Linked DNA regions of Homo sapiens: region 1 is linked to region 2. Evidence: chromatin contacts called from ENCODE Hi-C or POLR2A ChIA-PET data. All regions are on one chromosome and are shown on one strand. Each heading gives the region's core, a stretch centred on a gene start or an enhancer-like site at or near the end of the contact. The rest is flanking DNA. Distances are from core to core; before and after follow the strand shown. Region 1 has its middle 30 kb from the start of CDHR3. Region 2 overlaps ATXN7L1 (ataxin 7 like 1).

What was found. Hi-C counts contacts between places; a loop is a spot of excess contacts on that map. ChIA-PET counts read pairs that join two places held with the same protein, here RNA polymerase II (POLR2A). Pooled maps may share reads with other maps.
Region 1: a loop to region 2 is called in a pooled map, with 2.1 times the contacts of the local background. The contact joins two enhancer-like sites. A Hi-C loop is called at or near these places in 9 of 37 single-sample maps with no recorded cell type and 15 of 50 pooled maps. POLR2A ChIA-PET finds 5 or more read pairs at or near these places in 2 of 52 experiments (activated T-cell and activated naive CD4-positive, alpha-beta T cell).

The regions. Positions count from the first base shown.
Region 1 is chr7:105,931,565-105,935,389 of GRCh38, reverse strand. No RefSeq gene overlaps it. Among named protein-coding and RNA genes, the nearest start is that of CDHR3, 30 kb to the left of the region's middle. Within about 2 kb of position 2,094, at least 8 of the 41 ENCODE cell types and tissues checked have a DNase peak (open chromatin) inside an H3K27ac peak, as active enhancers do.
Region 2 is chr7:105,793,065-105,797,127 of GRCh38, reverse strand. All of the region lies in intron 2 of ATXN7L1 (ataxin 7 like 1), which reads left to right. Among named protein-coding and RNA genes, the nearest start is that of ATXN7L1, 82 kb to the left of the region's middle. RefSeq lists enhancers at 1-388, 1,458-2,657. Within about 2 kb of position 1,612, at least 11 of the 41 ENCODE cell types and tissues checked have a DNase peak (open chromatin) inside an H3K27ac peak, as active enhancers do.

The DNA.
Region 1 (3,825 bases), core at 845-3,344, 140 kb before region 2:
AGAAAGCGCATGCTAAATCAATTGACAATGCAAACACAACTCCGGAGTAGATTTTCAGTTCACATAGAACAATACTATTTTCAAATATTGCTTAAGTAGATAAGAAGCAACTACTTATCTACCAAAAGCAGTGATATGCGGATACAAACCATTCTTATCTATTCATTAAAGCAATTCTCCTGAGTTTCTATACTGGGCAGCAGTTTGTTAATCTAGCTGTAGCATATATTTGAAAAAACATTGAAAGGATGTATATCGCTAACTAGATCTCTCCTCCCAGAATTAGTCTGAATGAGGGTTTAATTTTCAGCACCAATGAAAACAATACCCACATGAGTGAGTCAATTGTGGTAGTGGTGGTGGTGATAGTGGTGGTGGTGACGATGGCCATGGTTGTAGCAGTGGTGTTGGTGGTAGTGGTAGAAATAGCACCACTAGCCTCTTACTATGGGCCGAGCTCTGAGAGAGAGACTGTTAGGACCTCTCGTCCACCAGATCTAGCTTCAGTCTTCTCCTCCACACAAGCTTGAGTTTCATAAAATGTGTTGGGATTAGCAACTGTGCACTGTTGACCTTGTGTCCACAGGGCCTTGCCAAGTTTAGATTTGGAGAAATGTTGCCATCTAGTGCCCCACAGGAGTCTTCACTGTTCAAGCAGCCAAGCCAGTCTCCCTCTGCTTAGCTCCCCCATCTCCCTCCCAGGTAAGAGGCCAGACACGCTGCAGGCCAGAAACGGTGAGTTTGCCCCTTACCTATAGCGGAAACCACAGAAATGTCTCCAGAGATTGTTTTGGTTTTATTTTTTAAATTCCTTTTCTCTTTACAAAATGTACAAATAGAAAGAGCTAGACAGGGGCAAAGAAACAGCAATACAATTAAGAGTTGGTAATGAGTTAACATTTGCCATGTCTAGCAAAACTCAGTGAGGAATGGGAGAAAGATGTTCAGGAGAGCTCCAGATACAGTAGTGAAGTATGTGAAGAGGGCCATTGACATGCACTTCATTGGCACTTTGGGTCACCTCCAGGTGATCCACCTGGATTTTTTCCTCAGCACAGCAAGCACTGTAGACTTTCTCACATTCACCCATCTAAAGCCCTCAGTCTGTTCTCTCAAGCTCATCCTCTTGGCTTTCCGCAGTAACAGCTAACTAAACCCATCAGCTCCTTTGTGCTCTGGGTGTCTTGACCCTCCTCTGTCAGGTAGAAGAGGGATGTTTTCAGTGGAAACTATCAAAGACTGAACAACGATTAGTTATTCTATAAAGGGGCAAGTGGCAAGCCAGGTGGGGAGGGGAGATGCTTAGGGCAGTATCTCTCCAACCCCAGGCCCACTCAACTTTCAACCATGATTTTGTCTTTCATGGTGTTCATACCTCTTGATTTGGATTTACATATTCATTTGTTTAATGCCAATCTTCCCAACTGGTCTATGAGCCCCCTGGGGTTTCTGTTCACTGCTGTATGCCCAGTGCTTAGCAGAGGGCCTGGCACACAGGAGCACTCTGATGAATGCTAGACAGAAAAATTGGTGCACATCTTTGGGGATATTTGGGTTAGTGAATGGAGACTGAGAAGTGAGGCACACCACACCGGCAGTGTTCAGTTGGAAAGAACAATGAGACTTCGTCCAGACTTGTGATTTTCAAATTGTTTAACTTTGGATCCCTTGATTTCCTTGAAATGCTATGTTGGAGCCCCCTCCTGCTTTTTTTGAAGAGAGCCCTTCTCACCATCTCCCCATCCACTTCCACTGGGCCCCGCCAGGCCCGCAAGTGGCTCCAGGTAGCACAGTTTGAAACCAGCAGATCCAATCCCTTCATTTTACAGAAAAAGAAACCCACAGAAGGTGAAAAAATGGGGAAACGTGACAAAGGTGAGAGACAGGGGTAAAATGTGTATGTCAGAGAAGGGAATTGCTTTGTCACATTTTCCCATTATGGCTCTCCTCTGTAATTCCAGAACACTCCGCAAGATTTGTTCTTCCTCATCCAGGAATTCACAGTGTGATGCATCCAGCCTGGGCCAGAAACAAAAGAGGCCTGGAGAGAATGTCAGGGGCGTGGTGTAGAAGTCGAACCTTGCTTGGTAGAGGCGGTGGCTTTGAGGACCCTGGCGATGGAGAGGGTGTGTACACTGTTAAGGGCCCATCTGGGAAACCGCAGCCTGTGGAGATGTTGGGGACAAAGCCTTTTTTGTCCTTTGCCACCCGTAAGGCAGTGCTTTTCTGAGCAGCTCTAATTATAAATCCCTGTCCTGCTAAGATGGGTAAACTTGGCAGCATTTGAGATCTGCCTTGTGTCTTAACTATTTCTCAGTTGGTTTGGGCTTGGCAAAACCCCAAATGCATTTTGCCAGGCACTCTTTCCCTTAATTTCTAATCCCTTGAGTGGCTTAAAGGAAATTTCATCCATATGCTTCTGAGTCACTTACTGTGAACTCATTTTTTGGTAAAAGAAATATGTTCTCAAGCCAGCACAGTCCAGAGAAAAGCACGCTTTTAGGCTGAAATGGGTCATGCTTTCTTGAGGAAGAATTTCCTGGATTTTCTGAGTACAAAGAGAGAAGGGGAGCAATAGTTCCTGTCCCCACGTTCCTTCCCCTTTCTGAACATGCTTTCTTGGGGCTTGCCTGAAAGCCTCCTCTATTGTTTATGAGGCTGGCAAATGCCATATCTGTGTTTGGATCTAAACAAACTCTGTGGGTTTGTGGTTTCTTGAAAATTCCCATTTTTAACCTAAGCTGGAAAAGAAACAATTATTGAACACATACTACATGTCAGGTACATCTTGGCAGCCTGGTAAGACAGACATTATCCTTGTATACAAGGAATCTGAGAAGTGGAGATATGAATTCACTAGACAAGCTATGTACTTCATAAAACCTGAAGTCAGAATTCACATCTAGAGCTATCTGACTCCCAAGTTCATGTTCTTTCCACCTGGTTGTGCCCATTCCCATGCACAGACAGGAGAGGAGGCCCAGCACATTCTAGTTGACAGTCATGGGTCTAGTAGTGGGCATACATTTTTTGCAAAGTGAACAGAAACTGAACTTGGCATTACTGCAAGAGTTACCCTTTTCTTATTGACTCAGAAGAGTTTGGGATGCTGCCTTGTTCACTGTGGTAAGATGTCAGACGTAGAAATTGCCAGTCTCAAAAGTGAAGTTTTTGATATTGCTACTAATAATGACAAGCTTCTAGGTATAACTATCAGCTGATAGGAATTACAGGTAATTACAGGAATTCTAGGTAATTACAGGAATTACAAGAACATGTTAAATGATACCATGAAGATGCAATCAGCAAAATGCAGAATGGTAAAAATTCTGCAAAACAAATAGCTCAGTTTCTTCAATAAATAAACGGCAAGAAAACAGGAGGGCAAGGAAGCCTACAGACTATGAGCGACAAGAGCTATTTCAGCAGCATGCAATGAGTGCGTCTTATTTGGGTCCTCATTTGAACAAACCAAGAATAAAAAGGAGATAATCAGGGAAATTTGAGAACTGACTGAATATTTTATAATATTAACAAATTATTTTTTTTAGATATGATAGTATTGTGATTATGTTTAAAATAAGAGAGATTATCTCTTATAAATACTGCTGAATTATTTACAGATGAAACAATATGATGCCTTGGATTTGTTCTGAAGTAATCTCAGGTGGGGTCAGGAGGAGGGTGGACATGATTGGGGAGAAAGATGAAAGGATGAAATAGAGATTGGCCAACTTTACTGAAGGTGAGTGATTAGTACAAGGGGTTCATTGGATTAGTCAGATGTTTATATGCTTGAAAGTGTCCATAATAAAGAAAAATTGT
Region 2 (4,063 bases), core at 363-2,862:
CACCCGCACGCTCACTCCCCTTGATGCTGGAGTGATGCTGGAGAGCTCACCGCTGCTGCTTGCTTTTCTAGTTCTCTTCCTTCATTTTCCCTTTGCAGATTTCACTGATTTTGAATCTCTCACAATGGAGCCCTTGGTTTCCAGAGATCTGAGAAACAGAAAGTGATCACATTTTCCTAGAGGGGAGCTCAACATTCTGCTGGGGAAGTAGGAGATGTCGAGTCTGAGGTCATTTTCAGACACCAACTTGTTTTGTTCTATGAATTTAAGGAGATTTTAGAATTGGGGAACAAATAAAATCATTCTGTCAGAGCAAAGGAGAAACATCTTTGTATATTGCCTTAAGCTTTCCATGCACCGTTAAGTGATTAAAATGCAACTGAAAACTCTGATAGCAAAAAGAAAAATTAATAAATACAGTATAATAAGTGCATAAAGATTATTAGGGGAAAGGAAGACTCTTAGGACCAGCCATTCTATGTCCAGATTTGAATCTGCTTGGAGTGAATCACATATCCTTGAACTACAGTTGCTGTTCTTCTCAGGAATTTGGCCTGTCTGAGTTCATGTAAGCAGAAGCCCACAGATCAAAACCACTGTCAGCCACCAGCACAGCTTTTTGATAGTTTTCCAAGGAAGATCAATAGCACCTGGTCCTCTGGCCATTGTCACAGGTTTGTCACATCCGTAGGTCCTACCGAGATCTGTGGGTCCAGTTACCTCCCAGTGAGCAGAGACTTAATTAATTAATTTATTTATTTATTTTTGAGACAGAGTCTTGCTGTGTTGCCAGGCTGGATTACAGTGGCGCGATCTCTGTTCACTGCAAGCTCCGCCTCACGGTTCAAGCTATTCTCCTGCCTCAGCCTCCCAAGTAGCTGGGACTACAGGTGCGCACGACCACGCCCACCTAATGGTTGTATTTTTAGTAGGGATGGGATTTCACTGTGTTAGCCAAGATGGTCTCAATTTCTTGACCTCATGATCTGCCCGCCTCGGCCTCCCAAAGTGCTGGGATTACAGGCGTGAGCCACCACGCCCAGCTAAGACTTACTTTTTAGGTAGAGCTCACATCTACCTTCCTGGAAAGAGCTTGGAATGTTTAAATTAACATAAATACAGCCCCAATTTTTTTCATTACAGTACCTTTTAGAGTAAGTTAAAATGAAAAGCATAATGTTTAAATTATATAAAATTATGTTAATAGCTATAGCATTATAGCGTATGCCATCTTGACATTTTTGTAATTCCTATAGCGACTGAGGTAGTTTCACAACCCTGAAATCTAAGGCCATTTTCAGGAGCTGTGTTATTTTTTCCAAGAAACTAGAATTTAAGGTTGTCTGTTTTGCTGTCTTCTTTTTTCCGACCGTGGGATTCTCTATGGTGAGCGTAGATATCACTGATTGCCAATAGGCTGTCCGACTGCCTTCAAAGTAGTGTCTGCTTCTTGCAGCTTCTCTGTACATCTGGTGCTTCACCTGGAATTCCTGCTTGCAAAAGGGAGGAATCAAGCCTTATTTAGTCTCTCTTAAGGTTTTCATCATTTGAGCTCTCACCAGTTGTTGCTTCATAATGTCAAAGTCTCGAGCCTTGGAAGGTATCCAGGGGCAAATTCAAAGGCACGCAGCATCTAGCTTGATCCTGAATCCACAAAACCAGCTGTCTTCCCATCTTAGAAACAAGTCCTGTGTAAATAGAGAATTGGAGATGTCACCCTGCCTTTTCCTTAACTGTAACCATTTTCAAAAGTGAATATTGGATATAAACTAAAGTTTATAAACACATGACTTTGCTTGTCAAAAGTGTTCTCTCTAGAAGGCTGTTTATCTGGAATAAAACGCTGCTCCCATGCTGCCAGTTTCTTTTTCAGTGTTGACTTCAGAAGCACTTTACCAACTACACTGGGAAGTCAGTTAGTACTTTACTTTTGTAGGAACCATTCTGTTGTCCCAAACTTTGTGTCTCCTTACGTCACAACTGAGTTCTGTTCCATCCCTCCCTCCTCTGCCACCTGGGGGTGTGAGAAGCAGATTTCAGCGGGAGGAAGGCTGTGAGAGTGGACAGAGGCCTGGGAGAACCTCAGTGCTATTGGGAAGCAGGCTGAGTGCCAGACCAAGCTGATAACGTGAATGTGATGGACTCTGCCATGAATGGGAATTGTACCAGAAGTTCAGTAAGGGAAGTGGAGGGCTGCTTGCTCGAAACAGAGGCACTGAGAAGAGTGTGATAAATTTATAAGCAGACCTGATTTAATGCTACAAGCCTGATCTGTGAGTAATCTCCTGAATAATCTTTAATGAGTAAGCATTAAGTCAATAGACATTGGAAAGAACTCCAGTAACCTAATTCCCCATCCCCCACCCCACCCATGACAATTTATAGCCTCATTTGACACAGGAGGTGATCAACTTGTTTACCTGGCTCTGTTGGGCATAAGTTCTTAGGTCAATAATTGATGCGGTAACCATAATTTTAAATTAATATAATGATTTCCATTTCAGTTCAGTTCATAAAACCTGTCTGCGTCCCAGTATGGTACATGATGAATATAATTTTCCATTTTATAGCTGGAGAAATCGAGCCAGGAAGCAGTGATGCTAGAAGGGGACACTAGTCAGCGAAGTGCTGGTGTAAATGTTTTAACAACCAGCTCTCTGCGGGAAGAAGTCCTGGTTTGTAGTGGATGCCGATTTCCATCGTGTAAATACTCCCACCTTGGCTGATTCAAGCTACCAACATGGCATCACTGAATGCAGAGTTGGGAAGAATTGCACATTTTCAGCTCTTGTGAGCTGGTACTAGCTGGCTGCAGCATAATGGCATTAATGATTCAGTTTCTGGCTTCAGGCTCTTGGATGACCACTGAGGACCAGCTCAGACCACTTTAAATCCCAACTTAACTCTCAGATTCTGCTCAGCCTCTCACTACAGTGCCTTGAAGCGTGTTTTTCAAACTTTGAGTTGTAACCCATTGAACAGTCCTGAACTTAATTTAGGGAGCTGAATGAGCATTTTTTAAATGAAATAGAATAGAGTAAAATAAGAAGAAATGAATAGAACAACAGAAAATATCAGCGTGTACACCACATGTTTCAATGATGGATGATGGATGGATGGATGGGTGGATGGATAGGTGGATGGATGGGTGGGGTGGGTGGGTGGATGGAAAGATGGATAGATGGATGGATGACTACATGTCTATAGCGGGTTGGGGTCAAAAACTAAAAATATTGACCCAGAAGCCAATGTACCTCTGTTTTCTCATCTGAAAGATGGAGTTAATGGAGTTGCCTCCTCCCTGCCTGTGATCAGGCCAGGGGGTGACCAGATCACTCTGTGATAATGCTGTGGTGGTGCTAGCACTCTATCTAATCCACAGTTTATCCATTTGTGGTGACAAAACAGGGCAAAGCAGACAGGTCTGGCTTTGTCTCTTTGGGAGATGGTTGTACATTGTGTTTGGACAAAGTTCCGTCTTCATTGGGCACATGTTTTCTTGGCATTCAGCCACAGCCTAGAGATGCCTCCCAGTGGCTCTCAGCCTTCCTCTGTCCACATGTGTACACATGTGCACATACACACACATGAAGTTCTGCAGTCAGAGGGATCAGCCTTCCTAAGTCTGCTGTGAAATGTCATGGGGGAGAGTCCTTAGGAGCAAGGACTCTGTGTTGGAGGGAACTAGTGAACTTTTAAAAATAAGAGAGGTAATGATGAAAGCTTTCTCCACACTCTCTCCTGAGTCCCTCCTGGAAAAAGGTACAAGGCCAAGCAGTGTGTAGGAGTCATCACAGCAACCCCATGAAGCAGAGACTGTTAGCCATTTTCAGAGATGAGGACACTCACCCTAGGAAAGGCTCAGCAATGAGCCCTCTGCTCCCAACCTCACCTTCTGACCCCAGGCCAGTGCCCAGGCCAACAGCCCCTTCAGAGCCTCAGGACAGCCTGTTAGTCATCCAGGAAGCCCTTCCAAACTGGTTTTCTTATCTGTGAAATGGGATGTTGTTCTACGTAAGAAGCATTTTGCTGAGAAAAGAGAAATGGCTTTAGAGTCAGAGTA